Linked DNA regions of Homo sapiens: region 2 is linked to region 1. The links are chromatin loops, found by intact Hi-C in ENCODE. Cell type or tissue: ovary. All regions are shown on one strand. Each heading gives the region's core, and the rest is flanking DNA. Links, peaks and the distances in the headings are about the cores only. Region 1 overlaps PKD2L1 (polycystin 2 like 1, transient receptor potential cation channel). Region 2 holds the start of NDUFB8 (NADH:ubiquinone oxidoreductase subunit B8).

Region 1 (8,000 bases), core at 1-8,000:
CAACATTCTAAATCTGAGTTATCTGTATAAAATGGAGATGGTAATTCCTATTTTATTGGTATTTTTCAGGATCCTGGGAGAAAATGTATATAAAGCCTGGTGAATAATGTATCAATAATGGTGGTTGTTGTTATTATTGAGCAATTGTGAATTTGATCTGAGAACAAGATTAAGAAGCATGATATAGTGTGTACAGAAGAATTTAATTTCTGTCCAAGAAAAAAAAAATCAGATACTCTCTACATTTGACATGAAACCATCACCTAGTCTCTGAAACCCCTTCGCACATTCTCATGTAGTTATCATCCAGTCTCCAAAGATTTCCTGGAATGAGCCCATTTCTGCCTTAAAATGGTAGTGACGTACTGGCATTTGACATACTGAGTCAAATCCTGACTCATTCCCCACTCTGGTCTAGTGTCACCTTATGAAATACAAAGGGCAATTCCACTCTTTTACTGTATCTTACAGAAAGGAGCTGGGAAGGCCAGCCCTAGAACCCCCTCCATGTGAGCCTCAGATGATCTTCAGCTGACAATCCTTTGCTGACACGCCCAGTGGTGAAAAGGATGTTTGTGAAGTGGCCCATTTCATAATTGAAAGTACTAGTGGTGAAGAAGGACTGCCTTTTATGTAGCTAAAGTTTCTCCCCTATAACTTTTTATTTTTATTTTTTGAGGCAGTGTCTCACTCTGTTGCCCAGGCTGGAATGCAATGTCACGATCACTGCTTACTGCAACCTCAACCTCCAGGGCTCAAGCGATCCTCCCACCTTAGCCTCCCAAGTAGCTGGGATCACAGGTGCCCACCACCAAGCCTGGCTAATTTTAAAAATATTTTGTAGAGACAAGGTCTCCCAGTTTTGCCCATGCTGCTCTATGAATTCCCGGGCTCAAGTGATCCTCAAGCCTTGGCCTCCTAAAGTGTTGGGATGACCCACTGGACTTGGCCACCCTCTGTAACATGTATCTCTTGGGATAATTCTGGGAGTGATACACAATCGGTCTACTATGGAGGCAGACAGATTTGCATTTTAATCCTGGCTCCATTAGTTGTTTTCCTTGGGCAACTTACTTAAACTCTCCAAAACTGGAAAGCATGGATAATATTGGCACCCACCGCATAAGGCTGTAGTAGGATTAAATGAAATAAGCATGTCAAGCACTTAACACAGGACACGTAATAGGTGTTTTGAGGCAATAGGTGTCTAGTCTTGTCCTTTCTTTCTCCTGATTTGGAGAAGGGTGATGATGAAATGGATATGTTGAGCCTCTGTCAGATTCGGAAATCTTTGAACCAGGCGTTCCAGTTAAACAGGCTGGTTCTTGACTGTAGAGTCAAACTACGATACTTATTACCTGAAGAGAATAGAAACTAGTGGGGATGTAGGGGGAGGGAAACACCAGGAAAGATCATCAAGTTTTTTGTTTTTGTTTTTTCTTTCTTTCTTTCTCTCTCTTTCTTTTTTTTTTTTTTTTTTGACAGGGTCTCACTCTCTCGCCCAGGCTGGAGGGCAGTGGCACGATCATGACTCACTGCAGCCTTGATCTCCTAAGGCTCGGGTGATCTTCCTGCCTCAGTCCCCCGAGTAGCTGGGACTACAGGTGTGTGCCAACACACCCAATTTTTGTATTTTCAGCAGAGAAAGAGTTTCGCCATGTTGCCCGGGCTGGTGTCAAACTCCTGTCTCAAGTAGTCCACTCGCTTTGGCCTCTCAAAGTGCTGGGATTACAGGTGTGAGCCATTGCGCCCGACCCATTAAGTTGTTTTCAGTTTTCTTCTGCAATAATGCACCCGAGGGATGTGATCCCCTTACATAACTACCAGTGGTTCACATGGACAGTGAACTCAGTGATTTTCCCCTGGAGTGGGAAGCAGGTGTCCTAAGTGTTCTGTGTAGTTTGTAAGTCATCTTGAGATCCCTGGGAAGTTCTGAGAGCCCTCTGGAAGCTTTTTTCTCTTTCTACTCTCTATTTTGGAATCACCAAAATAGATACTGGGAAACCCACTGCCTTCTTGACATTTCTATTGAAGACAAGTAGGACTGATTGCTTGTCTGATTGCAACAGGTCAAGGCAGCAGTTCTCAAAGTGTGGTCCCATGACCACGAGTATCACTTTGGAACTTATTAGAAATGCAAATTGTTGAGCCCCACCTAAACCTATAGCAATCCATGTTTTTTAGGGGTTGGTTTGTTTTTGTTTTTGTTTTTTGAGATGATCTTGGCTCACTGCAGCCTTGACCTCTCATCTCTCACCGAGTAGCTGGGACCCCAGGTGCACACCACCATGCCCGGCTAATTTATGTATTTTTTTTGTAGAAACAGGATCTTGCCACGTTGCCCAGGCTGATATCGAACTCCTGGACTCAAGTGATCCACCTGCATCAGCCTCTCAAAGTGCTGGGATTATACGAGTGAGCCCTGTACTTGGCCAGCAATTTGTGTTTTAAAAAGCCTTCCAGGTGATTCTGATGCATGCTAAAGTTTGCTTATCATCGGTGGGTTAAGAAAAGGGGAGAAAGACACATGAGCCAAATCATCACCCCATGTACAACCCTGGGCTTCCTCTGCCCTGCTTTTAGATTCAGATTCCTGCAGCCTCCATGCCTGATGCCCATCTGATGCTCTCGACGGATGACTTATTAGAGAGACTGAGTTCTGCCAGCACCATTTCTACCTTCACGCTGTGTAGGGAGGGGTTCCTGGTAAACTGTGCTTGCTTGCTAGGTCAATCAAGGACTGGCTTTATTTCTCTTACCCAAGACTTGAATGAATGTATTGTTCTCTTTGGACTAAGGAATATTCCAGCCTCTTTCCAACATTTACTAAATATAAGTTGTCCTTGACTATTTTGATGACATTGCTGTGATGGGTCAAACATGGATTAATGATGCTTTACTCAGTTTGAAATTGATTCACTTGGCCGGGTGTGGTGGTGCAAGCCTGTAATCCCAGCACTTTGGGAGGCCAAGGCAAGTGGATAATTTGAGGTCAGGAGTTCGAGACCAGCCTGGTCAACATGGTGAAACCCCTGTCTCTACTGAAAATACAAAAAATTAGCCAGGTATGGTGCCGGGCGCCCGTAATCCCAGCTACTCAGGAGCCTGAGGCAGGAGAATAGCTTGAACCCGGGAGGCAGAGGTTGCAGTGAGCTGAGATCACGCCACTGCACTCCAGCCTGGGTGACAGTGCGAGACTCCATCTCAAAAAAAAAAAAAAAGACAAGAAGAGAAAATGATTCACTTATTTCATTTCTACCCTTTATTATAGTATTATAGTTATTTTTCATTTTTCCACTGTTGGTTCAACCAACAAACACTTATTGGGAAGCTACTCAACTACTTATTGAGTTGCCTAAAAGGTATTATATTCCCAGTTTTACAGATGAGAAAGCTGAGACTCAGAGCCCAAGTCTATACTGTAAGTGGCAGAGCTGGGATTTGAACCTAGATCTGTCTGGCTGCAGTGCTCATGCTCATTCTGCTACATCAAGTTCATTCTGGGACACGTCTTCCTCAATAGAACTTTTTAAGGATAGAAACCATGACACTGCTGGTCATGGTGGCTCACGCCTATGATTCCAACACTTTGGGAGGCTAACAGCGGAGGTCAGCTTGAGTTCAGGAGTTCAGGACCAGCCTGGGCAACATAGTGAGACCTTGTCTCTACACAAAATTTAAAAAGGGGTGGCATGCACTTGTGGTCCCAGCTACTCAGGAGGCTGAGATGGGAGGATCACTTGACCCCAGGAGGTTTGAGGCTGCAGTGAGCTATGATAGTGCCACCCCACTCCAGCCTGGGCAACACAGCAAGACCCTGTCTCAAAAAAAGGAAAAGAAAAGATAAAGATAAAAGAAACCGTGACACCTAGCAAGGTATTTTATACATTGTAGAATTTGAATAATGTTTGTTTAATGAATATAAAATGTGTTTTTAGAATAATTCAGGTTGATAGGCTGATAATATGGGCTACTAACTATGAACATCGGAGGTATTAGAAATACTCGGTTTGGGTTTCATAAAATGGTGGGAAAGTACCCCTCATCTCATGGGATGGAGTACAAAATTCACAGATGTAAGAATTAATGAGGGAGAAAGAGTGTTTGTATGGGGAGAGAGTGTTGAATAGGTACTAAACCAAATTTAGATTCTAATTTAGAAAATTTTTAAGGTTGCTTCTTGCTCTTTTCTGTACCTATGCACTTCAATTTAAAAAGTTACAAATAGCGAATACTGAATTTCTGCCTGTCAATAGGCATTTTACCAGGTCAAGCCATTTTTCTCAGAAGACGTGTAATATTTACTGCCTTGTATAATAATCAGAGATATTATGCATCCATAAATAGTTGACGGGCAATGTTATTTCTCCGAGCAATGTTAATTCTCCGAATTGGAAAAGAGGAAAAGCTGTAGCAATGAGTACCACCTAGTGGCTACTCAGAAGATGTGACAATTTAGCCAACCTGCTTCATTAGGAAAGGTTCAGCTTGCTATCAGTTGTAACTGTGATGGGCTTTCCGCACACAGAAGTTTGATTTCCAGCGGGACCCCATTTTCACATCCAGAAAAATTGAGTCCAAATAACTAATGACAAGTAATCACAGATTTGAGTTAGAAGTAAAGCCATATCTTGGACTTAACAGTGTGGAATGGGGAAATGTGAATAATAATGTTTCCTTCTTTGCCATTTTTTCCCCCTGAAAAAGTATAATGTTAGTGCCCAATCCGTGATCATTCGCCTTCCAGATGAGGAAGTGGGAGAAGATATGGCCCAAGATCTGAAAATGAAAATTCTTAAAGGGAATTGCTCATAAGAGGCTGACAAATTCTACTTTTAAAATGTTTGATGTGGGCCGGGCGCGGTGGCTCATGCCTGTAATCCCAGCACTTTGGGAGGCCGAGGCGGGCGGATCACCTGAGGTTGGGGGTTCGAGACCAATATGGAGAAACCCCGTCTCTACTAAAAATATAAAATTAGCCGGGCGTCGTGCTGCATGCCTGTAATCCCAGCTACTCGGGAGGCTGAGGCAGGAGAATTGCTTGAACCCAGGAGGTGGAGGTTGCAGTGAGCCGAGATCGTGCCATTGCACTGCAGCCTGGACAACAAGAGTGAAACTCCGTCTCAAAAAAAAAAACAAAAAAACAGTTTGATGTAATTATGGACTTAAAGAAAATTTGCAAGAAAAAGACAAAGAATTCTTGATACACTGCATATATTTCACTCAGTTTTCCCATATATGAACATGTTACCATGCTTGCTTCTCCTTTCTCATTCTCTCTTTCCCCATCCTCCACACACATGTGCGTGTGCACACACACAAACACACACGCACACACAAGTTTGAGAGTAAATTATAGACATAATGCCCTTTTGTTCCTAAATACTTCAATACGTATTTTCTAAAAAACAAGGATATTCTCTTATCAAAGTCAGAAATTTATCAGCAATCCAGTACTATCATCTAATGAACAGACCATATTACAATTTCACCAATTATACCACTGACAGCCTTTATAGCAAAAGGAAAAAAATTATGGTCCAGGATTAGCTTTCAATTTTTTTCTTTTTTTGCTTCAGAACATTTATATCAAGTCAAATTTCTTTAGTCTCATTTAACCTGGAACAATTTTTTTTTTTTTTGGGGGACAGAGTCTCACTTTGTCACCCAGTGGTATGATCTTGGCTCATTGCAACCTCTGCCTCCTGGGCTTAAGTGATCCTCCTGCCTCAGCCTCCCAAGCAGCTGGGATTACAGGCATGCAACACCATGCCCGGGTAATTTTTGTAATTTTTTTTTTTTGTAGAGATGAGGTTTGGCTATATTGCCCAGGCTAGTCTCGAACTCCTGAGCTCAAGTGATCCGCCCACCTCCACCACCCACAGTGCTAGGATTACAGGTGTGAGTTACTGCACCTGGCCAAACCTGGAACAATTCTTTAGTTTTTCTTTGCCTTTTATTTCCTGGCCAAAAAAACCTGAGCAACAAAATAAATAATAAATTATAACCCATAGGGAAGAAAAGCTGCCAAGAATCCATAGGTTCTAATTGATATGTGTGTGTGTGTGTGTGTGTGTGTATGCGTGTGTGTGTGTGTGTATGCATGAATACATGAATTAGGAATAAGGGAAAGCTCTTCTGAAGAGAATGTCAACTAATAAATGGAGAAGGAATTGTGGAATTTTAAAAAATCACCATTTGAGGCCGGTGCAGTGGCTCATGCCTATAATCCCAGCACTTTGGGAGGCCAAAGTGGGCGGATCACATGAGGTCAGGAGTTGAAGACCAGCCTGACCAACATGGAGAAACGCCATCTCTACTAAAAATACAAAATTTGCTGAGTGTGGTGGCATATGCCTGTAATCCCAGCTACTTGGGAGGCTGAGGCAGGAGAATCACTTGAATCCAGGAGGCGGAGTGTTGCGGGAAGTCAGGGACCCCGAATGGAGGGACCTGCTGAAGCCGTGACAGAAGAACATAAATTGTGAAGATTTCATGGACATTTATCACTTCCCCAATCAATACCCTTATAATTTCCTATGCCTGTCTTTACTTTAATCTCTTAATCCCGTCATCTTTGTAAACTGAGGATGTATGTTGCCTCAGGACCCTGTGATGATTGCGTTAACTGCACAAATTGTTCATAAAGCATGTGTGTTTGAACAATATGAAATCTAGGCACCTTGAGAACAGGATAAGAATGATTTTCAGGGAACAAGGGAGATAACCTTAAAGTCTGGCTGCCTGTGGGCCGGGCAGGACAGACCCATATTTCTCTTATTACTGAAAACGGGTAAGATAAATATCACTGAATTCTTTCCCCAGTAAGGAATATTAATAATTAACAGCCCTGGGAAAAGAATGCATTCCCGGGGGGGGGGCCTCTAAAATGGCTGCTCTGGGGGTGTCTGCCTTATGCAGCTGCAGATAACAGATGAAACACGCCCTGGCCACCTGCAGTGCCCCCAGGCTTCCTAGGATTAGGAAATTCCAGGCTGGCAAATTCTAGTCAGACTGGTTCTCTGCTCTTGAACCCTGTTAAGATGTTTATCAATGACAATGCATGCACAGCAGGACATGGAAGTTCATTAGTGATTCTAGTTTCGCCCTGACCTTGTGATCTCGCCTTGACCTTCTGCCTTGTGATCTTTTGTCACCCTTGAAGCATGTGATCTCTGTGACCCACACCCTATTCGTACACTCCCTCCCCTTTGAAAATTGCTAATAAAAACTTGCTGGTTTTACGGCTCAGGGGGCATCATGGAACCTGCCGACATGTGACGTCTCCGCCGGACACCCAACTTTAAAATTTCTCTCTTTTGTACTCTTTCCCTTTATTTCTCAGACCAGCAGACACTTAGGGAAATAGAAAAGAACCTACGTTGAATTATCGGGGGCAGGTTCCCCCGATAGCGGAGTTTTTGGTGAGCCAAGATCGTGCCATTGCACTCCATCCTGGGCAACAACAGTGAAAAAAAAAATCACCATTTGACAATGTTAGTAATAATCAGGCAAAAAATACACAGTTTGAAAGGGGTCTCCCCACAAAAACACGTATTAATTACAAAAAGAAAAACAGTAATTTTACGTTGAAGAAACTGGCAGACACCACCTTAACAAAAGATCAAAGTTAATCTCACTAGTAATGAGATGAACAGGCAATGTGTAGTTCCTGATATCATGCACTGAGAAAGACACAGTATCACTTCTATGATATCCCTCCCAAAAATGCATAACCGAATTTAAAAATAAGAAAACATTAGACTAACTTAAATTGAAGGACAATCTGTTAAATAAATGACTTATACTTTTAGAATCCTGCTTTGTAAACAAAACTTAGTGCTCCCTACAGCCCTACTGGCACATGGGACTGGATGGATGTGTTAGGGTGCATGAGGGAGATCAAGTTCTTCAGGGTAAAGTCCAGGTCTTTTTTTTTTAATTTAACTTGCACACAATGTGTGCACAGGGAGAATCACAGGGTGATTGCTCCTAGGTCT
Region 2 (11,330 bases), core at 1,290-9,289, 230 kb before region 1:
AATTTGTTATGCAGTAATAGAAATGAATGCACTGGCTTAACTATGTAATTATGCTACATAGTAACCATGCTACACCAAACCGATAATAGGGCTACCTCTGTGGAAGTGTTTGAGGCTGCAGGGGGCAATCAAGGCTTTCATTTTATCTGCAGTGTTTGAATTTTTTTTTTTTTTTTGAGCTAGGGTCTCACTCTGTCACCCAGGCTGGAGTGCAGTGATGCAATCTTGGTTCACTGCAACCTCCACCTCCCCAGCTCAAGCAATCCTCCTACCATAGCCTCCCAAGTAGCTGGGACTAAAGGCACACACCACCATGCCGGACTAATTTTTTTTCCTTCTGTAGAGAAAGGGTTTTGCCATGTTGCTCAGGCTGAATGTTTGAATTTTTACAAGAATGTATTAATTCATAACCTTGGGAATTAAAAATAAATTAGGCCAGGCATGGTGGCACATGCCTGTAATCCCAGGACTTTTCAAGGCTGAGGCAGGAGGATTACTTGAGCCTGGGTGTTCCAGATCAGCCTGGGCAACATAGCAAGACCTCATCTCTACAAAAAATTTTAAAAATTAGCTCGGTGCGTTGATGCATGCCTGTAGTCCCAGCTACTAGGGAGGCTGAGGTAGGAGGATTGTTTGAGCCTGGGAGGTGCAGGCTGCAATGAGCCATGATCATGCCACTGCACTCCAGCCTGGATGACAGAGCAAGATCCTGTCTTACTAAAAATAAATAAATTAATTAAGATCAAGAAGATTAAAAGAACTAAAATCAGTAATGAAACAGGGATATTACTGCTGACTTTACCCCCCAAAAAAAGCATATAAGGACATACTGTAAACAATTGTATGTCAAAAAATTACAGAACCTAGATGAAATGGACAGATTCCTAGAAAGGCACAAGCTATAATAGCTGATTCAAGAAGAAATGGAAAATCTGAATAGACCTGTAACAAGAGATTGAATTAGGAATCAAAAACATCCCATAAAGAAAAGCCCAGAAACTGGGCATGGTGGCTTACATCTGTAATCCCTACACTTTGGGAGGCAGAGGCAAGCGAATCACTTGAGCCCAGAAGGTCGCGACCAGACTGGGCAACATGGAGAAACCCCATCTCTACCAAATCCCCCCAGCCAAAAAAAAAAAAAAAAAAAAATTAGCAGGCATGGTGGCACGCCTGTAGTTCCAGCTATTCGGGAAGCTGAAGTGGGAGGATCACTTGAGCCCGGAATGTGGAGGTTGCAGTCAACTGAGATTGCACCACTGCACTCCAGCCTTTTGAGACAGAGCTAGGCCTTGTCTCAAAAGAAAAGAAAAGGCTGGGCACAGTGGCTCATGCCTGTAATCTCAGAACTTTGGGAGGCCGAGGTCGGGGGGACCACCTGAGGTCAGGAGTTCGAGACTAGCCTGGCCAACATGGTAAAACCCCCATCGCTATCAAAAATACAAAAATTAGCCAGGCATGGTGGTGCACGCCTGTAGTCCCAGCTACTTGGGAGGCTGAGGCAGGAGAATCGCTTGAATCCCGGAGGCGGAGGTTGCAGTGAGCTGAGATCGTGCCACTGACTCCAGCCTGGGCAACAGAGCAAGATTCCATCTCAGGAAAAAAAAAAAAGAAAAAGAAAAAGAAAAGCTCAAGACCAGATAGATTTACTGATGAATCCTACCAAACATTTTTTAAAAAATTAACACTGGTCTGGGTGCAGTGGCTCATGTCTGGAATCCCAGCACTTTGGGAGGCCACGGCGGGTGAATCACGAGGTCAGGAGACCGAGACCATCCTGGCTAAAACGGTAAAACCCTGTCGCTACTAAAAATACAAAAAAATTAGCCGGGCATGGTGGCGGGTACCTGTAGTCCCAGCTACTCAGGAGGCTGAGGCAGGAGAATGGCGTGAACCTGGGAGGCGGAGCTTGCAGTGAGCCGAGATTGCACCACTGCACTCCAACCTGGGCAACAGAGCGATACTCCGTCTCAAAAAAAAAAAAAAAGAAAGAAAGAAAACTATAGACCAATATTTCTTATGAATATAGATGCAAAAATCCTAACAGAATACTAGCAAACTCAGTGTAACACCATATAAAAGAATTATATACTATGACCAAGTGGGATTTATTCCAGGAATGCAAGGTCAGTTCAACATCTCAGAATGATCAATATAACACACCATGTAGTAATCAATATTTTATTGATTAATATTTATAATCAACATAATACACTATATTAGTAAAAGAAAAAACCCTACATGATCATCTCAATAGACACAGAAAAAGCTTTTGACAAACCCCAACACCCCTTCCTGATAAACACAGGGTTCCAAATGATACTGTAAAAAAGCAAAAAAACCTACAGAGTCAGAGAAAATATTTATGAATTGTGTATCTGATCAGGGAATTGTATCTAGAATACATAAAGAATCCTTACAACTCAACAATAAAAAGACAAACCAATTTAAAAATGAACAAAGGGTTTGAACAGATATTCCTCCAAAGAAGGTATACCATGGCCAATAAGCACATGGAAAGATGCTCAGCATTATTAGTCATCAGGGTACTGCAAATGAAAACTGCAATGAAGTACCATTCACAGGCACTTGCATGGTGATACTAAAAAGAGACAATAACAAGTGTTGATAAAGATGTGGAGAAACTGAAACCCTCTCACACACTGCTAATGGGGATGTAACATGTCACAGCTGCTTTGAAAAACAATTTGGCAGTTCTTCAAAAGTTAAACCACAGAGTTACCCTATGACCCAGCAATTCTACTCCTAGGCATATAACCAAAAGAATAGAAAGCATACATCCAGACAAAAACTTATACAAGAATGTTCACAGCAGCATTATTCACAATAGCCAAACAAGCAGAAACAACTCAAATGTCCATTAACTGATAAATGTATAAATAAAATATTGTACTGTACATTCATATAATGGAATATTATACAGCCCAAAAAGGAATGAAGTACTGATATGTGCTACAACACAGACAAACTTTGAAAACATTATTCTAAGTGAAAGAAAATGGACACAAAAGGCCACATATTGCATGATCCATTTATATAAACTGTCTGAATAGGCAAATCCATAGAAACAGAAAGTAAATTAGTGGTTGCCAGTGGGTAGAGGTAGGGGCAACGTGCTAATGTGTATGGGTTTTTTCGGAAGCAATAAAAATGTTTTAGATAGTGATGATGATTGCACAACTTTGTAAATGTACTAAAAATAACTACTGTACACTTTAAAAGGTTTTTTTGTTTTTGTTTTTGTTTGTTTGTTTTTTGTTTTTGAGACAGTCTCACCCTGTCACCCAGGCTGGAGTGCAGTGGCGTGATCTCGGCTCATTGCAACCTCCATCTCCTGTGTTCAAGTGATTCTCTTGCCTCAGCCTCCTGAGTAGCTGGGATTACAAGTGTACACCACCATGCCCAGCTATTTTTGTATTTTTAGTAGAGATGGGTTTTTGCTGTGTTGGCCAGGCTGGTCTTGAACTCCTAACCTCAAGTAATCTTCCCACCTCAGCCTCCCAAAGTGCTGGGATTACAGGCGTGAGCCACCGCACCCGGCCTAAAAGGGTGAATTTATGGTATGTGAATAATATCTTAATAAAAATAAATAAATTAGATCAACTCTGTTTCTTGACCTAAATTGGATCAGGGTTTGCTATTGGTTGAATGCAGATGTTGTGCAATTATTCTGAACATCAACTAGTGATGTCATTTACAAGACAGCAAGTTGCTGTGTAGTCCTTCCCAAAATTTATATATTAAATAGTATATATCCATATTTGTTTACTTTTTATAACTTAAAAAAAAAGAGACGAAGTCTCACTATGTCACCCAGGCTGGTCTCAAACTCCTGGTCTCCAGCCATTCTCCAACCTAGGCCTCCCAAAGTGTTGGGATTACAGGTGTGAGCCACAGCTCCCAGCTTATATGCATTTTTATTGCTCTGATATATACTTGAGAATGTTTATAATAATAGGTTCTGCTCCAAAACAGTGGTCACCTGAAAAGTCACTGGAAATACGTGCATATTTATAATGTGTAAGTTATTCAAATCCCAAGTGAAAACATTCATATGCAAACATAATAATGTCTCCAATTCTTCTGTTGAGTTAGTTTGTTCATTATGGGCCGGTTTGTAATTTGTTTTATCCAAGTCCTACCAACTCTGAGGCTTTAAGCTGTCTCTGGAGAGCTGCCTCTGGTGATAAGTTTAATTTTACATTTGTTGGGTTGAGGTGACTGAGACATGCAGATGGAAACACGGACTGAAACTAAGGAGCCAATTCAGGGCCGAATTGTGTGTTGCACTGGCGTCTAAGTGAAGATCAACCCATTTGGAGAACAGAACAACAAGCAAGACCAACAGGTGAATTTGAAGAATGATCATGTTTGGGGATGGAAGGAAGTGCCCGTGAAGGAGAGGAAAGCAAGCAGCCAGAGAAGAGAGTAAGACAGGCTCATTTCACTAGTACAGCTCCTGGGGGAGGTGGTTAAGCTGTCTACCTGAGTTGCTCAGGTTCCGAGTTCCCATCATCCCTGGATGGGTCTAAGTCAGCTCAGGGAGAAAAAGGACACAACATTCTGAAATGTCAGAGACCTGCCTGGTTTTCCCTTCTTCCCGCTTATCCTTCCCAGCCTCTATCCAACCCTTGGCTTCCCAACTGCGTATTTAAACCCCGCCCCTGTTGAACCCTTCGGCTTTTCTTCACTCCCGGCTTCCTCCGTCACGTTTGGCCCGGCTCAGCCGCCGTGACAGGCCTTTGCGCATGTGCAGAAGGGAAACGTGAAGAAGGTGAAGATGGCGGTGGCCAGGGCCGGGGTCTTGGGAGTCCAGTGGCTGCAAAGGGCATCCCGGAACGTGATGCCGCTGGGCGCACGGACAGGTCCGCGAGAACGGGCGAGACCTCAGTGTGGGAAGGGGGTACCTGAAATTTGGTGTATCGGGAGGGGGGATCGTAGATGCCGCGGCGGCAGCCTCCGGGTAGGGAGTGGAGGTGGCGTTGATATATCCAGAAAATGGGGTGGAGGATCGCACTGATCCTGCGAAGTCCCGGGCTCGGACCTCTGCAGCCCCTGCGACTTGAAGCCTTCGGAGCGGCTGGAGAGCGGGCTCGCTTCTGACCTGTTCTCTTCTGCGTTCTAGCCTCCCACATGACCAAGGACATGTTCCCGGGGCCCTATCCTAGGACCCCAGAAGAACGGGCCGCCGCCGCCAAGAAGTATAATATGCGTGTGGAAGACTACGAACCTTACCCGGATGATGGCATGGGGTGAGACAGAGAGGGTATGCTCGCACCCAAGTAGTGATGGGAGAAGGCCGGCTGGGTTGGGTGGCTTGACTGTGACCCTTTTTCCCGAACCTTCTCGTGACCCCTCAGAGTCAATGGAGTGGGTGCTTTTCTCTGTGGAGGGAGGTGGGAGGGGGGTGGGTGAGCAGCTGCAGCTGAGAGGACTTCAATTTTCTCCTTGGCTCAGGCTGTTTCCTCAAATGAGGAAGCCGAGGTTTTAATGGCTCCCTCGAGGACCCCCGAATAGCAGGAGCCTTCCTTGGCTCTATCCAGAGCGTCGAGTTTCATTTAGATTGAGCATCTGCTGCGCTCAGGTGCTGTCATCCAGGCATGTGACCAGGCTGGAGCTGGACTCCTGTCATGAGAATCTTATTTGTAAACGGAGTACTCTATATTTGTGTGTATGTCTCTTTAAAAAAAATGTTTTTCTGTTAGTGCTGTGGAAATCGTAGCAACTATTAAGCAGATTAAACAGCCAGCCCCCTTACGTACTCCAGTTGATGTTATCCTATCCCTTCCACACTCTTCCGTATCCATACCCACATAACATCCCAATGGTTAATTATCTGAAGTGATTATCATCGCCTTTATTTCCTGTCCTAATGTCACTCTTTCAATCTTGGTTTCAGCAACTTCTATTCTTCTTGTTATACACTCATTTTCTGTAGCATATGTCTAGTTGTCATCATTTCCTGTTTTTTCTTATGTTGTGGACAAGAGCAGCCTTGTTCGAAGCCAGTGTCAGATGAACCTGGATTTGTTGGGGAAAACCCAGCTTAGCAAGAGGTCCCATGAGGTGTTTGAGACGCAGAGATGAATGCCAACTGGGTGGTCAAGAACACAGTTATTACGAGAAGAGTGCTTTTCTAATCTGTACCCTTTTTGTTTTTATTCCAATTAGCTGGGTGACTTTGGATTCAGACTCTAAACTTTAATTTTTCATTTTCTATCTAATGAGGGAATCAGAGTACAGTCATATGTCACTTAACAACAGGGATACATTCTGAGAAATGGGTTGTTAGGTTATCTCCTCATTGTATGAACATTAGGAGTGTACTTACAGAAACCTAGATGGTATGGCCTGCTACACACCTCGGCTTTATGGTATGGCCTGTTGCTCTGAGGCCACAAACCTGTACAGCATATTGCTATACTTAATACTGTGGGAAATTGTAACACAATGGTATTTGTGTATCTAAACATAGAAAAGGTACATAAAAGTATGCTATAAAAGATAAAAAATGGGCCAGGCACAGTGGCTCACGCCTGTAATCCCAGCACTTTGGGAGGCCAAGGCAGGCAGATCACGAGGTCAGGAGATCAAGACCAGCCTGGCTAACGTGGCGAAACCCTGTCTCTGCTAAAAATACAAAAATTAGCTGGGCGTGATGGCAGGTGCCTGTAATCCCAGCTACTTGGGAGGCTGAGGCGGGAGAATTGCTTGAACCCGGGAGGTGGAGGTTGCAGTAAGCTGAGATTGTGCCATTGCCCTCCAGTCTGGGCAACAAGAGCAAGATTCCGTCTCAAAAAAGAGAAAAAGATAAAAAATGGTACATATGTATAGGGCAGCTTTATTATAAACTTATGGGACCCCCTTCGTGTATGTTGTCCGTCATTGACTGAAATGGTATGTGGCACATGACTGTAATTGATTGCTAAATTCCCTTTCATCTCTAATATCACACGATTGTGTGACTTTTTTTCTTTTTATTGAAAGAAGTTTGGGGAAGCTGGGTTTTTTTGTTTTGTTTTGTTTTTTTCAGACAGTTTCACTCTTGTTGCCTAGGCTGGAGTGCAATGGTGCGATCTGGGCACACTGCAACCTCCACTTCTTGGGTTCAAGTGATTCTCCTGCCTCAGCCTCCTGAGTAGCTGATATTACAGGCACCTGCCACCACACCCAGCTAATTTTTGTATTTTTAGTAAAGGTGGGGTTTCACCATGTTGACCAGTCTGGTCTTGAATTCCTGACCTTAGGTGATCTGCCCACCTCAGCCTCTCAAAGTGCTGGGATTATAGGCATGAGCCACCACACCTGGCCCAGGGAAGGCTTATGTACATTAAAATATTTCAGAGTTTGCCATGAACTTTTAAATACAGTGTGGACTTCTATGGTTAATTCTGTGCTTAGTGACTAGAACTTGAGCTCTTGCCTTGAGGTTTAGTTCCTTTGTCCTTAGGTGAGGCAGTTATCTCTGTCACTTTGTTTCTCATCTATAAGATGAGGAGACTCTGAATTGTCTGAGGCTGCTCACAGCCCTTTCCAGAAGTTCTTGCTGTCTTTCAGGTATGGCGACTACCCGAAGCTCCCTGACCGCTCACAGCATGAGAGAGATCCATGGTATAGCTGGGACCAGCCGGGCCTGAGGTTGAACTGGGGTGAACCGGTAAGAGAACCATATCTCATTTGACCTTCCTTCTCTCTTTGTCTTCTTGGCGATTCTTTAGCTCAGATGGCACTTCTTTGACCAAGTAACACTAAGCTTTCCTGCTCAAGGAAGCAAGGTCCAGTGATGTGAGATCTGAGATTGCATGTGGCACACTGAATGGGACGTCTGGGAATCATGAAACTCTGTACTGTGAAAGTTGTGCACTTCCATGATGGAGCTGTCCCTATTCAGCAGAACCTAGACAGAGGCCAGCATCTAATCCTGTAGGGCAGTGTGCCTCAGACCTGGTTCTCAGCATATTGTCCCAGGGCAGTAGAATGCTTCTGTCTAGCCTTGTATCAGGCTCTAATCACTGGGGACTTGCCTGCATTTTGCAGGAAGAGTAGTATGTGACAGCTATTTGTCTTTCTGCCTCAGATGCACTGGCACCTAGACATGTACAACAGGAACCGTGTGGATACATCCCCCACACCTGTTTCTTGGCATGTCATGTGTATGCAGCTCTTCGGTTTCCTGGCTTTCATGATATTCATGTGCTGGGTGGGGGACGTGTACCCTGTCTACCAGCCTGTGGTGAGTATCCGAGAAGTGCTCCCTTAGGCACGCTTGCTTAGCCCCATTTCCTGAGGGAGTGAAGTCTCTGGGGTAGGAATCCAGTCAATACCAAGCTTGGCTTCCTGGAGTCTTAGGAGATAGGAAGATAGGAGGGCCTTGACCCATTGGCCTGCCACAAGTACCACAGCACTTCTCCACCCCTACTTCTTGGACCAGTCTGGGTGAGTAGATACACTTGAAGACTAGATGAGCAATGAGTGTGTGGAAACCAGCTAGTCACCAGAGTTGCCATTTGGGGATTATATTTATTAACAATATTTCATTAAGTGATCTTTCACAGTAGAGTTAAGGAATCTTGAGTGAAAATCTTATCCTTTGTTGGACTTGTGAAGGGCACGTCCTGTAGTATATTGGAAGCAATTAAGAGTCTACTACAGGCATAGACTTACATTTTGGAGAATGTAAAGGACATAGAAAATGAATTCTCTAGCTTTAAGGAAGTTTAGTTAAGAAAATTTAGATAAGTTACATGAGCAACATTTGAACAGATATATGGGAATTCTGTACAATCTATGTGTATATATGTGTATAGTGAATGTATGTGCTTAGTGGTATGAGTTACTGTCAAGGAGAAGGGCTACCTAGATGCTAACACACACACACACACACACACACACACACACACACACACACACACACGTATGTGCTTAGTGGTATGAGTTACTGTCAAGGAGAAGGGCTACCTAGATGCTAACACACACACACACACACACACACACACACACACACACACACACACACGCTTTGGGTGGTGGGAAGTTGGAGAAAACATTTGGGGCAAGAGAAAACAATGAAGGCGGCCAGGTATGGTGGTTTGCGCCTGTAATCCCGGCACATTGGGAGGCTGAGGTGGGCAGATTGCTTGAGCTCAGGAGTTCAAGACCAGCCTGGGCAACATAGTGAAACCCCGTCTCTACAAAGTATACAAAAAAATTAGCCAGGCATGGTGGTGCGTGCCTGTAATCCCAGCTACTTGGGAGGCTGGGGCACAGGAATCCTTTGAACTTGGGAGGCAGAGGTTGCAGTGAGCTGAAATCACACTACTGCCCCCCAGCCTGGGCAACAGAGCAAGACTCTGTCTCGAAAAAAAAAAAAGAAAACAATGAAGGAAAAGGAGGGTGAGTTAGCTGGAGTAGAATAGAGGTATAGAATCGTTCCTAAATAACCGGCTGCATTGGTTTCCTGGAGACTTGCTAAAAACCCAGATTCCCAGGCCCCACTTCTTGGTGCTCCTAATTCAGTAGCATCACAGTAGGGTTCCAGAAGCGGTATTTTTAACAAGCTCCCAGGTAATTCTGATGTGCACCTAGATTTGGAAATCACTGTGTTAAAAAATATTGTGAGGTAAGTTGGTCAGTTAGGTTGGGCAGCTTTTATTTCATTGCTAAGGGATTTGGACTTGATGGTGTAATAAAGCATTAATTGAACAAATATTTATGGAGCCTGTACTATGTACCAGATGCAGACTGTGCTAGCGGTTGGGGATACAGTGATGACTTGGTCTGCCTCTAGGTGGCAGGGAGCCATTTTGGGTTTTCGAACAGAAAAGTGACATAATGAATGCTGAGTTCTTAGGAAGATTAATCCAGGAGTAGTCTCCAGGATGTACTGGAAGGAGAGAAGCTGAAAGCAGGGAGGCTGCTGTGTTTGCAGTTGGCTGCCCAGTGCTACCTCTGCAGAGACAATCAATGTCCTGAAGGTAGCTGGTATGTCTGTGTGCACTGACACGAGCCTTCCTACCAAGCCCCAGGGGCTCCATGCTGGAGAATGCACGTAGGGCTAGGGTGAGCACTAACTTCACTTCAGGAGAGCAAGGAACAGTGTGGCTCTTCCATTTTTCAGTTCTGTAAGCACATCACCCTTTTCTCCTCCCCTTGAGCTGTGTTCTCTGACAGCTGTTTGTTGGTAAAGCCAGCAGCCCCTAAAGCACGTCCCAGCCTTGTCTCCTCTGTGCTTTCCCCCACCACTGCTGCTGCACGCCTCATTTGCTGGGCCACTTTAGTGGTGGAACCATTAGAGGCTGAGTGACTTAAAGGAGATTGAGTCTGTCTCGACCCCGAGAGAGAGTGGGATGGATGGATGCATCGTCTCATTTAGAAAGTGTTGCCTCTGACTCTAACACACTCTTCTCTCTTTCTTTACCTCCCTCCCTGTCTTCCTCCCTTCCCCTCCTTTCCCTAACCCCCTTCCCTCCCCCTTTCTCCTTCTCTCTCACAGTGTAGGCACCACTTCTCTTACAATTTAGGCTTTCTCTCTGCCTTGGGCTGAGTGAGGAAGAGGAGTGCTGTTCCTGCCTTCCTAGCCCAGCTGGGTCTGACCAGAGGCTACTGTGTACCCATTTACCATGCGTGATTGTTAACTCAGAGTGGGGTGTAGCCAGGTATTGACTGAATGTATGTTCTTGCTGACCTGTGTTTTTTTCTGTAGGGACCAAAGCAGTATCCTTACAATAATCTGTACCTGGAACGAGGCGGTGATCCCTCCAAAGAACCAGAGCGGGTGGTTCACTATGAGATCTGAGGAGGCTTCGTGGGCTTTTGGGTCCTCTAACTAGGACTCCCTCATTCCTAGAAATTTAACCTTAATGAAATCCCTAATAAAACTCAGTGCTGTGTTATTTGTGCCTCATTTCCCCAGGAATAGTCACTGCCTTGAGGAACCTCATCCTTTTCCCTTTTTTTCTGCTTGATGTCTGCTGTCTTCCCTGTTTTCTTTTTCTGAAATTTAAAGGATAAGAGGGTGGGGTGGATGGGGACTTAGGCACAAAATGTTAATTTGTTAATTTCACTTGGGTTGTAAAGGTACTTAAGGGTTTTAGCTGTGTGGAGGTGTTAAGGGTCCCTCCTTTTCCCATTTACAGGGTCAAGGAAGAAATGTTCCTAACTTTCCAAGTTGGAACAAGATTTATTTCACATAAAAAACCTTTCTAGTCTGGGTCTGGTAGCTCACGCCTATTATCCCAACACTTTGGGAGGCTGAGGTGGAAGGATTGCTTGAAGCTCAGGACTTTGAGACTAGCCTGGGCAACATGACG

The links. Peaks named below come from ENCODE experiments on the same cell type or tissue, not always from the same donor. Only the 100,000 strongest peaks of a DNase experiment are listed, where the experiment ranks them.
Region 2: it touches region 1 in a loop (2.9-fold over the local background); 8 of 110 quality-filtered maps call a loop at or near these places.

The regions. Positions count from the first base shown.
Region 1 is chr10:100,300,336-100,308,335 of GRCh38, reverse strand. The region is part of intron 2 of PKD2L1 (polycystin 2 like 1, transient receptor potential cation channel); the gene reads left to right. Among named protein-coding and RNA genes, the nearest start is that of BLOC1S2, 18 kb to the right of the region's middle. In ovary, for the core only: a CTCF peak has its summit at 4,428 (motif pointing left); no DNase peak of the experiment used is centred there.
Region 2 is chr10:100,523,323-100,534,652 of GRCh38, reverse strand. NDUFB8 (NADH:ubiquinone oxidoreductase subunit B8) reads left to right here and starts at 4,782. Exons shown (of 5, transcript NM_005004.4): 1 at 4,782-4,886; 2 at 5,147-5,273; 3 at 7,579-7,678; 4 at 8,099-8,254; 5 at 10,724-10,913. The coding sequence starts at 4,802. The coding sequence ends at 10,816. RefSeq lists enhancers at 4,310-4,359, 4,493-5,075, 5,918-6,087. In ovary, for the core only: no CTCF peak of the experiment used is centred there; DNase peaks (open chromatin) are centred at 4,762 and 5,137; H3K4me3 peaks cover 2,002 bases; H3K27ac peaks cover 1,858 bases.